2 separate regions of the Mus musculus genome follow, and region 1 is linked to region 2. The links are chromatin contacts, found by POLR2A ChIA-PET in ENCODE. All regions are on one chromosome and are shown on one strand. The core of a region is the stretch at or near the end of the contact, and the rest is flanking DNA. Distances in the headings are between cores, read along the strand shown.

Region 1 (7,146 bases), core at 938-3,437, 170 kb before region 2:
TAAAGGCATGCGCCACCATACCCGGCCCTTCAGTTCCTCTTAAGACAGAAATACACACACACAAACACACACACACACACACACACACACACACACACACACACACACACACACACACACACACACAGTGGCACATGCCTTTAATCCCAGAACTCAGGAGGCTGAGGCAGGTGGATCACGACCTGGTTGTTGTCTCAAAAAACAAAAGCAAAAAAAAATCAAACCAAACAACAACAACAACAACAAAAATCCTCTATACGGATTTTTTTTTTCGAGACAAAGGTCTCTCCTACTGTAATCGCCATGAGTATTCTCTTTCACTACAACATTACGGTTTTTAAAAAACAAGAAACAACCCCTCTGCCCCCTAAACCAGGTTTTCTGTGTAGCTCTGAGCATTTCCCCCCAGCCTGCATGTCAGTTTTCTTGTTATCAGTCATTCTATCTTGGATAAGCTACTGACAAAGGTCTTGCTAATGTACAGCCCAGTCACCTGGGAGGATCACGTTACCTCAAATTCATTCTTTTCCTTTCCTCTTTCCTTCTTCCCTCTTGTTTGAGGCAGGGTTTCTCTGTGTAGCCCTGGCTGTCCTGGAACTCACTCTGTAGACCAGGCTGGCCTTGACTCAGAGATCTGCCTGTTTCTGCCTCTGGAATTAAAGGTATGCACTACTACAAACTGGTGAAAACCTTCCTTTTTCTTTTAAATTCTCCTCCACACGACAACTTACTGACAGCTCCCCCACTTCTCCCCCTCCCCCCAATAAACACTGAGAAAAGGGCTTTTTACTTTTGCCTTTTTACTACTGGGTCTGGCTGGTCTGTTGCTCATTAAATAGGTCCAGTTTTGCCTCAAATCCCATCCTCCCGCTTCTTGAAAACTGGGATTACAAACCTTAGTGTGAGTAGCCACAAAACTTTTTACACATTGTATCTTTCCACTTGGATCTGGTTGTTACCCTATACCTCTATGTAACAACTTTCTCCAAGTTTACCTAGTGACCTTCATTTCTTCCACATTCCGAACCACACATTTTAGTCCACATCTTACCTAATCGCTTACTCTTGATACTTGTAACAAGTTTCCTTGATACTTTTCTCTGTCTGGCTTCCTGTCTGTGCCTCCTCGCTGTCCTATTTTCTGCTTCCTTCCCTCATCTCACTCCTCGAATGCACACATCCTCCTCTTTAGGCCATTTTTCTCTCTTATGGCTCCAAGAATATCCAGACATGCGCAAGCACACTTTCAACTTTCTTGGTTTCAAACCACACTAATTCATATATACTTGCCTAAAAGATATCCCGCAGATCTCTTGAAACTAAAAATAACGTAACCCAGTTATTCAAGTCAGGACACTCATATTTCCTTATCCAACACATGCCTTCCTACCTACACATCGCCACTGTCTCTTCTTTAGCTTCATAATTGATCTCTCTCCCTACCCAGCTCCACTCCCCAGGGACCGAACGTCAGGCCTAACCGTGCTAAGAACGCATTCTTCTACAGTGCTCTAACATCCTTGCGGTCTTCTTCGCTTAAATTAAGTCCAAATTGGTCTCCATCTCCAGGGCTCAAGTAATCCTCCTGCCTCAGGCTTCAGGCTGGCACTAACATGCCCAGAGCTGGCAAGCTGTGATCTCTCTACAATACAAATATAACTAACTGTTCACACCTCTGTTTAGACCCTTCAAAGCCTCTTCGACTGCCCTTAGGATAAAATAAATTTGCAAGGTCTTGAGTCATAGCTCCCTATCTCAAAGCCCTTTGTATTACCTCTTCCTTTAGCCACAGCAGGCTCTCGGCAGCTCCAGAACATACTCGAGCCCATCCCACCCCCAATTCAATTCTCAGCCGTCCTTCACCCGTCAGCTGAGGCGACTTTTCCATAGGAAAATGGGAGCTCAAAAGGAAAACACTGAAGGGATGAATTCCGAGAGAGGGTGAGAAGCGCGGCTGCGAGGTTCGGGTTTCAGAACGTCAGAGTGACAGGAAGTTCAAGGCAAAGGTGAACTCCAGATCGTGACCTTTCACCTCAGTTCACCGGGCAGTCCGACCCCCGGCCGATTCCGCCCTTACGTATCATGGCTGCCAGCCCCTCTCTCCCGAGGGCCTTCGAGCCCGATACCAGCCAGCTCGGGCGCCACCAAGGCTTCCACCTTCAAATACGTTCTCTCTCCGCTTCTTAGAACCTCCCCGCCGCCGCCGTTAGGAGAACCCTGCGTTGCCAGCTTGCCCCTAAGCAAGATGGCTGCCAGTCTCCAGCCTCTCTTGCCGACGTGAAGCTACCCACTCCCCGCTTAATGCCGCTGCCAGGCTGCCCTCACCTAGTATGGCTCCTCCGCTCATGCCTCGTTATGGTCTCGAAGCCGACACTAACCGGCCAGGTTCCGGGAGGCGCTGTGCAGGATGCAGCCACCCCCGCCCGGCCCTCCCCTCCCCCACGCCCGCGGCGGCGGCGGCGGCGGCGGAGGCGGCGGCGGCTGGAGCCCGGATGCGGCTCCGTGAGGCGCAGGCCCCGGAGAGCGGCGCGGATGGATCCAACATGGCGGCGCCGAGGCTGAGCCGAGAGTGAGGCGGCGGGGCGGCCGGCCGGCGTGGGGAGGGGGAGTCGAGTGGGACGGGGCGGGGCCGGGCGGGGCCGCCAAGGGCTTGGGGAAGGAAAGTGGAAGGGGGAGGCGGTGGCGACGTCCAGCCCGGAGAACCTCCGGAGAGGGAGGTGACGGGACGCTGCGAGGTGGGGGAAGGGGAGCGGCCGAGGGGGGCGTGCAGGGGAGATGGCAACTGTGGGAGAGGGCAGGGGTCGGGGCGCAGGAGTGCGAGCCTGGGGAGGGGCGTAAACAAGGGCCCAGGCTGGCCCAGGCCAGGGGCAGTAAAGAGGCCGAGGTGGGGAGCGGGGCTGCGAGCCAGCGCTGGGGAAGGGGTAGGAGCCGGAGGGAGAGGTTGAGGGTGTGGAGGGGACGGGGGCTGGTGGCATGTGGCTGCAGGGAGGGCTGGACTCCCGTGAGCGCCGTGGTGAGGACGTGGGAGGTGGCGGGGGTTGGGGGGGGGGGTTGGATTGGACTTGAGACGTGTGCCGGAGGGAGGTTTTTCAAAGTGTTCAAATTGGAAGCGGAAGGGCCTAAGGGGAGAATTGGGGTGGAAGAGGAGAAGAGAAGCGGGGCTTGGCGGATGGAGAGAGTGGCGATGTGCCGGGGTAACGTAGAAAGTGAGAGACCCGGAGGAAAGTTTGAAAGGAAGGGGGGAAGATAGGGCAGTGGAGCTGCACGGGTGATAGAGGGTTTGGGGGTTTCCCTTTCCCCCCTGTGGAAGGGCAGCAGAGTTAAGCAGTATCAGTTGCAGCCAATTTTAATTGCCAGGCGCTTAGCTTTTAATAGGGTGGGAAGGGCAGAAAGGAATGGTCATGTGGGTTTGGAGAATTGGGGTTGAATGAGGGTTCAACCGGATTTGCTTTCCAAAACACCCGCTTGCTTCCTTGTTTTTCCTGGTTACAAATAGGGAGATTAGTAAAGCTCTTTCCTAGGTTTCTTTTTTTCTTTTCTTGCAATTAGCATTACAAGAATAGGGAAAGAGACTTTTCTGGAGCCTTATATACCAAGGTGGAGGCTCTGGAAGCCTGAGGAGGAAATAGAAGAGACAGACTGGCCTCTAGGTAACAGGCTAATTAAATATGCTTACCTTTACTGACCCTCAAGTTGTAGGAGGGGGAGGAGGTGTCAATATGCGTATTTAGGAAAAAAAACAAAAACAAAACAAAACAAAACCACCGTTTCCTACCGGAGTGTAGACGTGAGTGGATGTTGCTTTAGTGGTCATTTTGTTTTCATTGTGTGCTGAGGGAAGAGGTGAAGTTTGAGTCTGGCCTCGTGAGTGACCTGATGGGAAGGAAGAGCTGTCTTTGGCTGTAACTTTCCCCCTTCCAGTCCCCCTACCACTCATGTTGTAAGAAACTAGACGGAATAAGGTATTGAGGAAGGCGAGACAGTATCAGGGTGATGGTTCATTCCCAGAAGTGTTGACTTGGAACCTTTCTTGCTATGAGCCATTGAGACTAGAAATTTTGAGGGGCTGATACGATATTGTGGATTTGGTCAGTTTGAGTTCTCTGTAATTTGGAATAGTTCAGCCAATGAAATGACTTTAGGCTTAGATGACTTTTTTTTTTTTTTTTGGCACTGACACTTGACTAACTGTGGACCTTTGAAGTTTCAAAATAAAGCTTGAAATTTTGCTCTTTTACCCCCCCCCTTATTTGTTTTTGTTTTTGTTTTTGTGCTGGCTTTGAAACTTGTGCTAGGAAGAGCCCTGGGGATTTAAGTTTCTTGCAAAGGTAAGTCTGGAACTTTTTCTTGTTTGCACACAATGGGATGGAATGGAAACGGTATGATGCACTGGGGTAGAACCTGCTTAAGGAGGTAGATGCTAGGGCAAAGGAGTTCACGCTCTCTGAGTTCGTTGCTCAGGTAACTGGAGAGATAGGCAGAGGGAAAGGGGGTATTAAGTGTCCTGGGACGAGGTCCCAGCTTTGGTTTGTTTTTGTCTACCCTTCTGGTCAGCTCTGAGTGAAACATTTAACATATGGAAAGCTGTGCTCTTGTACATTATGTATGAGATATTTCTCCAGGAAGGTGACGGAGGCTGAGGTACTTCAGTGAGAAGGCTCCCCCTCCCTAGTTCACTGTCTCTCCCAGCAGTTCAGAGTTCTTGGTTTCTTTTTTTTTTGGGTGGGAGGGGGGTTCAAGACAGGGTTTCTCTGTGTAGCTCTGGCTGTCCTGGAACTCACTCTGTAGATCAGGCTGGCCTCAAACTCAGAAATCTGCCTGCCTCTGCCTCCCGAGTGCTGGGATTAAAGGCGTGCGCCACCACTGCCCCGCTTCTTGGGATTTTTTGAAAACATACTGTGTAATTCTGCCCTCCAAATATATTTGGTTACACTTTCCTGGTCCCGCCAGCAAGGCAGAGCTTCATGAGCCCTTAGCTCTCTTCAGGATTGCCCAGGTAGTTTTTGCTTCAAAGTTCAAGCTGTCCGTCCTTTCTGTAAGACAGGATCTCACTTTGTAGTCCTGGCTAGCCTATAGTTTGCTATGTAGACCAGGCTGGCCTCAGACTCAGAGATCCATCTGCCTCTGCTGCCCAACTGTGGGGATGAAAGGGATGCCACTATACCTGGCTGTTGTCATTTTTTTTTTTTTTAAGTTCTTCCACATGACTTTCTGGTAAGGGCTTCTGAGAGAGTCAAGTATTTCTTTTTTCTTGTAAAAATATAGATGTAATTCCTCTTAAAAGCTAGACTGCCAGTTTCATTTAAAGATAATTCTTTTACACATCCTTTGCTTCCGTAAGTCAAAGTACTTTAAAAAGTTAGAAACCCTGTCTTGAAAAAACAAAAAACAAAACAAAACAAGTTAGGATTGTCATTTCTGGATGGGAGGATCTAGACTGCGTAGGCACAGAAACGCAGTAGAGAGTAACCTATCAGGAGGAAACTGTCTAGGTACATACAGACTCTTGTTGGCTCTTACTACTTCAGACCTCACTAAAGGAAAATGAACTACACCTCCAGGAAATACAGTAATTGATCAGAATCTAGAATTTTTCTGTGCTAGGGATGTAGCTCCGTGGTGGAACACTTACCCACTTAAACCCAAGGCCCCTATGTTGGGTCCCTAGTACAAAAAAAAAGTGCACTTTAGTATTTGAACTACAGCAAGGACATCCAGTGGGTCAGTGTATTTGTTTATAGCTGTGGAGGGTTTGGTTTGGTTTGTAGGGTCTCACTGTGGAGACCAGGTCGGCTTTGAACGCAGAGATCCACCTGCCTATGCCTACCAAGTGCTGGGATTGAAGAGAGTGCACCACCCTTCCCTGCCTACTGTGGCTCTTGCTTCTTGATATTTAGCAGTATTTGAGATGACCAACACATGTGTTCTTGTTCATCTGCTTGGAGGAGGGTGTTCTGGTATCTTTCATCTAGGAGTGTGTGTCTAGGCTGGGCTCCCTGGCCACTGAAAGCTGAGTATAAATTCACTTTAAGAGAAAGTTGGTGATGTTCTTTTCATCCTGAAGCTAGATTCTTAGACACCCTGGCTGGGTTGCTGAGTTAGCTCACAATCCTGGATGATAATTAAGTGGGGAGAGCTGCCTATCAGCCTGCGTGCCCGCCTCTTGACATTATTCTGGGAGACGTGCCTTGGGAAATGCTTGCTTCTGTGTTTTGCTTCATTGGCTAGTGTAAGTCTGATTAGAGACCTAACAAGGAAGGGCCTGCTCTCTAGTCTTGTTTTGGGATTTTATAAATGGCACTGAAGAGCATTTGTATTTGTCTTGAAGTTGGCATTTTTCTTATTCCCACAAAACTCCAGATTGAACTGGGTCAAAGTAGACCTCCAGGGACGGACAGGAGGGGGTATGTCTGCCACCTGCTATTCACCTGAATGGCAACGGCAGGTGATGGAGGATGCATTGCTGGGGTGAGGTGATTGCGATAGTGGGATTCATGACTTAAGTGAGCCTATGTCTGACTGGCCCTCCTTTGCTTCTAGAATAAGACTGAATTGTTTCAGGGTGAAGACACCTCACAGTTTCCTTCTGTAGATCTAATAAGGAAAGTGACATGCACCCTTTTGAGCCTTCATCATGGTTCTCTTAAAATCCGATTCCTCAACCTTAACTACTGTAGGCCTTTTGGTCCTGATGTCTTTGTTGTTAGTGATTACCCTGTGCCTTATATGGTGTGTAGCAGTGCCTTGGCCTTGTCATATGCTGGTGGTGTAACTCCCTCTCCACAAATCTGGACAATCAAAACTGTTTGCAGCCGTTGCCAGATGTCCCCTGGCAGAGCAGACTGGTGGAGAACCACTGACCTAAGAAGCTCTGTGATTTCTAGCGCCTTGGATGGTCTGGCCTGGGACCTGGGACTTAACAGTCACTCTCCCCCTGTCTAGTGAGAGGAGTGATTTCTCAGAGGATTGAGACCCATTGCAGGATCACATTGATTATATAATTAGGACTATAGTGTTTTCCTTTATTTTGCCTCATTTTCTAGGGACAGAGTATGTGTATGTGGGGGTGGTTTTTCTTAATTGCTTGGGTTTTAAGGACACTTTGAATTAGGGAAACCAAGCAACAGTCTGCTCCTCCGATTGGTT
Region 2 (7,198 bases), core at 1,918-4,417:
ACTGCAGCTCAGAAATGGAGAGCTCACCTGTGATCCAGATCGTGAGGCTGGAAGACTCAGGTTACTGACCTGGATCTTGACATGGATGGAGATCTTGAGGCATAGGCCAGGTAGTACACACCTTTGATCTCAGGAGGCAAGCAGATCTCTGAGTTCAAGGTCAGTCTGGGACAAAGCAAGGTCTAGATCCAGGCGCGGTAGTATACACACCTTTAATTTGGGCCACACCTTCTACTGGAGGCCTACATAAGGACATTGGAAGAGGGAAGATTCACTCTTCTTCAACTGCTTGCTCTTGCCAGTACGTCTGTTGAAACCTACTTCTACAGAAGACCAGCTTAAATAACTAGCCTCGTGGCAACTACTAGATGCTTGGACTTCCCATTCACAGCTGCCCGTTGTTATCACAACAAATTCCCTTAATATATAGAGACATCCTGTGATTCCTGCGTCTCTAGAGAATCCTGACTAATGGCGTTTTATCATAGCAACAGAAATCCTACCTAAAATGTATAGAATGGACCTTGGGTTAGCGGTGGTGTTCTCTGACCTACAGTGTTCCTTACATCTGACCACTCTTCTCCCAAGCAAGAAGTCTTGCTTTGGTTTTCCTTCAATTATATTTTATCCATGGATCAGGAGCAGACAGTGAGGCCAACACTTAAAAAACTAAATATGTATCTAACATGTTCTCCATGTGTTATCATGAATTTGTAAACCTTAAAACAACCCTTAGAGGTCAACCCAAGCCTACAATTATCCACAGAAGAATCAAATTCCATTATTGTGGTGGGTTGAAGGAGAAATGTCCCTGGTGAGCTTGGGTGAGTGAACACTTGATCTCTAGTTAGTGGTGCTGGGTAGGGGACTGATACGGAACCTTTAGGTCTGACTGTGTTGGCAGAAGGATGTCGATTGGGGGGTGGTGGGCTCTGAGAGTTTATAGCCTTTCCTTGCTTCCGGTTTATTCTCTCTGCATTGTGTTTAAAGGTGAAGATGTGATCTGCTTTCTGCTCCATCCCCCTGTTGCTATGCCTCCCCCTACTGTTATGGATTCTCTCTCTGGGTTCCTAGCCAAAATGAACTTTTCTTTGGTTTTGTTATCACAGCAACAGGAAAGCAACTGATGCAATTATGAACACTCTTTTGTTCTCTGCTGGACATGTTCGGCTATCCATGGTATGTCCATCCTGTTTCTTTATTTTATTGTTTTCTTTAGGCAGGTATCCCAGGCTGGACCGTGAACTCCCTATACTCCCGCCCTCACCTATTGATGACACTGAGGATGATAAAGAAAAGTGGGAAAGTATCTTTGGAAACTTTCTTGCTTCAGTCATGGATAGCTTGGAGTGTTAAGGTGTCAGGCTATCCAATGGCCACTAGAGGCACCCAAACCGTTGGCTTTCAGGTCCTTTGTTTTGCAAAGCAGAGAAGGAATTTCCGAGAGGTTAGAAGGGAGATTTGTTATAGGGTTACAGGTGGGAGTTGTGGGAGCTCCTATCCAGCAGAAGTAGGCCCCAGGTGGGGCACTGTGGAGCGTTTATCCCAGGGAATTTTGTAGAAACAGAAGTGAGGCGTGAAGCAGGCAATGAACTGGTCAGTGCAGTAGCCCATCCAGGAGACATCCAAGAGCCTTTCCATGATTTCAAGTCTGTTCCAGGAAGAGAGAAAGTTCAACTTCCTTTCCAGTGTACTTTGGTGGGCAGAGCCAAAGATGCTTTGCCAAGCAGACCGAGGGCATTCTGTGTTTGAAGTTCCTGCCACTTTGTTACCTGTTCTTTTTTTTTTTTTTTAAGATTTATTTATTATTATATCTAAGTACACTGTAGCTGTCTTCAGACACACCAGAAGAGGGAGTCAGATCTCATTACGGATGGTTGTGAGCCACCATGTGGTTGCTGATTTGAACTTCGGACCTTCGGAAGAGCAGTCGGTGCTCTTAACCACTGAGCCATCTCTCCAGCCCCCTTGTTACCTGTTCTTATTACTGAGGTATTTTAGCTATAAGGAGACTGAGGTATTTCAAAGGGACAGTCTCTGTCCTTAAGGGAAAGGTCTTGGGTGGGAGAGTAGTTTTCATTTTTTTGGGGGGGGAGGGACTGGGGGGAGATGGGGAATTGCATCATAGTCTAGCCCCTCCCACAGCTCTGAGGGTAACCTGTCCCTTCTGCTCGAGTGGCTGCATTTATTTTTTAGAATGTATCTGCCTTTATTTGTATGAATATTTTGCCTGCGTATCTGAGCGTTGCTTGGCACTGATGGAAGTCAGAAGGGGGCGCTAGTTCTTCCTCAGCTACAGAGCTGGGTTAGCCATCTTGCTAGAAAATTGTACGTGCCTTAAGTCCATAACCACCTTGCACTTAAATAAAATATTAAAAATAATGGTTTATACATATGTTCACTGAGACCACAACATAACGCAGCTAGATAAAAAACAGCTTAATAAATAACATGTCTACAGACTTCCCACAAAAACTTAGTATTTGCTTTTAAAGGCTTATTTACTTTATCGGTTATGAGACACAACGCCATGCGACTGAGCCCTTTTAACCAATGAGCTGTCTCTTTAGCCTAAGCTCAAGCCATTTTTACCTTACAGTGGTTAACACTGAAGACAAGAAAATACATAGAGCACACAATAAAGACTGTTAATTCTAACTTTGGTTAACACTGAAGACAAAAAAATACATAGAGCACACAATAAAGACTGTTAATTCTAACTTTAAACATTATTAATAGCCTTGCTAAAGCAAGGCCTCAAAAAATTAGTGTAAGACTCAGAATTGTTCCTCTCCACGGAAATCTTTAGTAAAAGGCGAAAGATTTATACGATCTGAAGAGAAACCAGAGTATACCCAGCTGTCCTAGTGTACAGTTCTCGGCCGACTGTATTTCCTAGACAACTAATGGTGACTATTTACTCCTAAAGACACTGACTACTTTATTATATCAGATAAATCTTTGAAGGTTCTATCACATTAAGGAATAAAAGGAATAAAACAGAACAACGAAAACAACACGCTACCCTTTTAAATTATACAACCATCTGTGTGCACTGCATTGTGGGTATGCAAATATCGCGGAGAAGCCGCGTGGCCCGCTCGGTTTCCGGAAGTGCCTCGAATTTGTCCCAGATGTCTCTAGGCGCTGGGCGGCCACCAGGGGTCAGAGCGAAAGCCAGATTCACAAGCGCACAGACTTCCAATTTCCAAGTGTGATTTTGGTGCGCTTGTGATTCCAGCACCGGTCGGAGAGGCGGAGTCAAGGCGGGGGAATCATTGAATTTGAGTACTTTCTGGTCTGCACCGCGAGGGCCGGGCCAGTCAGGCCCGGATCCGCGCCCGCCATGGCCGACAAGATGGACATGTCTTTGGACGACATCATTAAGCTGAACCGTAACCAGCGCCGGGTGAATCGAGGCGGCGGGCCTAGGAGGAACCGGCCCGCCATCGCCCGCGGCGGCAGGAACCGGCCGGCACCGTACAGTAGACCGAAACCACTTCCGGACAAGTGGCAGCACGACCTATTCGACAGCGGCTGCGGGGGTGGGGAAGGCGTGGAGACCGGTGCCAAGCTGCTCGTGTCAAACCTGGACTTCGGGGTGTCAGATGCTGACATTCAGGAACTCTTTGCTGAATTTGGAACGTTGAAAAAAGCCGCTGTGGACTACGATCGCTCTGGACGAAGTTTAGGGACGGCGGATGTACACTTTGAACGGAGGGCAGATGCCCTGAAGGCTATGAAGCAGTACAAGGGCGTCCCTTTGGATGGCCGCCCTATGGACATCCAGCTTGTCACGTCACAGATCGATCCACAGCGAAGACCTGCACAAAGCGGAAACAGAGGCGGCATGACAAGGAGCCGTGGCTCTGGAGGCTTTGGTGGCCGCGGCAGCCAGGGAAGGGGTAGAGGCACTGGCAGGAACTCAAAGCAGCAGCAGCTTTCTGCAGAGGAGTTGGACGCACAGCTGGATGCTTACAATGCAAGGAGGGACACCAGCTAAACAACCGAACAAATCCGCACAAGAACCGGGACCCAGACGCCTCGTCTGTGATGCCTTAGAGGGAGGGTAGGCAACTGGACTGTGCAGACAATGGTGAATTTGGTTTTTTGTTTCTTTTTACTTCCTGTTTTAAAATAGGATCTAAAAACTCATGTAAAGTTTTTTTTTTTTTTTTTTTTTAAATTCTGAAACAGACCTGTTTTGTACTGAGTTATTTTTTGGGATAAGTTTTCCTGGGTGCTGTTGTGGAGAAGGTGGCATTTTCACCTTTGTCATAATAAAATAGAAATGTGTGTAGAACTGGAAAAATTAAAAAAGAAAAAGAAAAATTACAAATTACAATATGACTTTTATGGACAGAACACATGACTGACTAGCATGCATGAAGAAGTGGGTTTCATTCTCAGCTCCATCATGTAAGAATAAAACAAGAATTGAAAAAACCTTGCCTTTGATGCAGCTCAGTGGCAGAATGCCTACTCACCATGAGCAAGGAAGGCGGTGGGTTTAATTACATGGAAAGTCTTTTCTGTCTGGTAGGGGTGGTACCTACCTGACCTCTCAGCGTTGGTAAGGCTGAGACAGGAGTTTTAGTGAGATATGACTAATCTAAAATAAAATCAAAGGCAGGGGTGGTGGTGGTGGCGGCGGCTCATGCCTTTAATACTAGCTTCTAGGATATACAGGCTCCACAGAGAAACCTTGTTTCAAGCCCCTCTCCCCAAAACCCTGCCCCCCCAAACAACAACAAAACAAAAAACAAACACCAACTTTCTTTTTTTTTAACATAATATTTTTGTGAATTATTTGGGACTTTCACACTGTGTACCATGATCAAGCTCACTTCCCACTCCTCCCGTTGTATCTTTAATTTTCCAAATCTTATTATTATTATTTTATTTTATTTTTTTCCGAGACAGGGTTTCTCTGTGTAGCCCTGGCTGTCCTGGAACTCACTTTGTAGACCAGGCTGGCCTCGAACTTAGAAATCTGCCTGCCTCTGCCTCCCAAGTGCTGGGATTAAAGACGTGCGCCACCACAGCCCAGCCCAAATCTTATTTTTAATGATAGTTCTTAAACGCTTTAACCTCCCTTGTAGCCCACCACCCACCAAAGTGGTGGGAAAGAGAGGATACGGGGGAAGTGCACCTGTTTAGAAAGATTCTTTGGAGTAAACCCCCTCTGTGTTGTTTGGAAATCAGCAATTCAGTTCACTGGTCATTGAGCAGCACAGTTTGATCTACTTGCAAATACTTCACTGATACACCAGGGTTGTGGATAGCCATGGGGCTAATTATATTTGATGAGTTCGGCACTCAGGTGAACCTGCTTCCCACCTTAATTTGTAAAATAAAGGAGAACTGTTGATTGGGCAGATAAAGGGAAGGTGGAGCAGAAGGTTGGGAGAGAGAAGAAGGAGAAAATGGAGGAGGAAGAGGATGCAGAGGAGGAGGAGGAAGAAGAAGAAGTAATGGAGCAGAAGCACATGGCCTGGAGAAACCTCAAGTTCTAAGGAGTCTCATAGATGAGGAAGATGGTAGTGTAGTGGTAGATCTGCCCAATCTAGGCGCACTGCATGCAATCATATTAACTGAGTTGTGTTATTATAGCCGGGGCATATTTGGGTTGGAGATTTACTGTAACACACCAGCAGTCCAGTTCAGTAGAGTCAGCATAGCAAACAGGAATCAGCAGCAGTGGCCTACCTAGCAGAGACAGCCAGGCCTCAGCCTCAGCTCTAGTCATCAGGAGGAATGCCAGAAATTCTCAGCTGTGCCTCTCTCAGGGAATCGAAGATCAGAGAAAAGACCCACAAGTGTTGCACAGCTACCTCTATAAGCAAGCCAAGCTCAGCCTCTGTCACTGTCTGTTGAGTCCTATTTATAACCCTCCAAACGTCACATGTCCTCCACAGGTCTTGCCCTAGCACGCGCATCTGTCTCAGGTGACATCACTGCCAATCAGCCCAAGTCTGCAGAAGCAGCAAGAAACTGCAGCACACCACCAAAAGTGTTTTAGTGTGTTTCTCTCTATGGCGTCCTGATAAATGCAGCTCAGCTATGCAGTGTAAGGAGGACCTGTACATGCATGTTGTTAGCAAAGAGTCCTTCATCACGCGCCCTTCCATGTGTTTGCTTTAGCAGAACATCCTCTCTCCTGTGTCTGCTTCAGCAAAACCTTCCTTCACCTGTCTTAGTCTTTCACCTGTGTCCACTTCACGAAAACACTCCACAGGTTTGCCCCAGCAAAACACCGTCTGACACAGCTGACTTTCCAAAGAACCCTTAAGTTTCCACTTCATCCCATGTCTGCTGGATCTTTCTTGAGACTCCCCCAAAAGAAAGAAAAACAAAAAACCAAAAACCAAACCAAACCAACCAACCAACCAACCAACCAACCAACCAAAAAAAAAAAAAAAAAAAAAAACCTTGAAAAAAACAAAAATGAAACGAAACCAAGTCCGTTTGGTGTTTGGTGTTCTCTATATGCTCACTGGGGTGTGGTGAAACTCCCAGTGGCCAGCGCCCTAAGGAAAAGCTGAGTCCTTCACTGCACCGCCTGGTGGAAGTCACTGTGGAGAGCTACTAGCATCCCTCTCACACCTTTTAAGAGTTCTCTTTGATGGCTTCCTTCTTTATGCTGTTACTTTGGGGTGAGTGTGTGGAGGTAGGTTTTGTCACAGAATCCTTCTATGTCCATCTTCCTCAGTTGCGAGCCTGCAGTCATTGATAATCCCTGCAGGAGAAGCTTCCCTGCCCTTTACAGTCAGCACGAGCGTGGATCCTGACCTTTTACATGGCTTCTGGCAACGGCACAGGCCACAAACACCCACAGGGTCTCCAGCACCAGCACATGCCAAGGACCTCCGCTTGGTCTCTTGTGGCAGTCTATCCTCCATACATCAGCATGACCCTCTCCTGAAGCATGGGGCCATGGACCAGCATGGCCTCTGGGAGAAGAACACACCGCGGATGTCTTTAAGGAAGTGCAAGCCATTTGTCATCTCAAACATCCTGTTGCTGTTCAGATGCAGGGCGCTCCTGCGACTAGGCAGCTTGTTCTGGGGTCTGAGTTCATGCAGGCTTTAGGCTGCTGCACTCCACTCTACAGATCCTTCTGGATAGAGTGACCAGTTCCTCCATCAGCCAGTGTCTTCTCTCACACTGGTCACAGCTGTTGCATCTCCAGTTGTAC

Evidence for each region. ChIA-PET counts read pairs that join two places held with the same protein, here RNA polymerase II (POLR2A).
Region 1: POLR2A ChIA-PET joins it to region 2 with 25 read pairs in Patski. The contact joins the promoter of Dedd here to the promoter of Alyref2 in region 2. POLR2A ChIA-PET finds 5 or more read pairs at or near these places in 4 of 5 experiments (Patski and embryonic stem cell).

The regions. Positions count from the first base shown.
Region 1 is chr1:171,326,958-171,334,103 of GRCm38, forward strand. It overlaps Dedd (death effector domain-containing), which reads left to right and starts at 2,188. Exons shown (of 6, transcript NM_001128609.1): 1 at 2,188-2,569; 2 at 4,296-4,328. It overlaps Gm20045 (a long non-coding RNA gene), which reads right to left and starts at 357. Exons shown (of 2, transcript XR_865726.1): 1 at 1-357.
Region 2 is chr1:171,500,311-171,507,508 of GRCm38, forward strand. Alyref2 (Aly/REF export factor 2) reads left to right here and starts at 3,168. Exons shown (of 1, transcript NM_019484.4): 1 at 3,168-4,440. The coding sequence starts at 3,347. The coding sequence ends at 4,003. It overlaps LOC115487699 (a small nuclear RNA gene), which reads right to left and starts at 2,853; the gene lies at 2,738-2,853.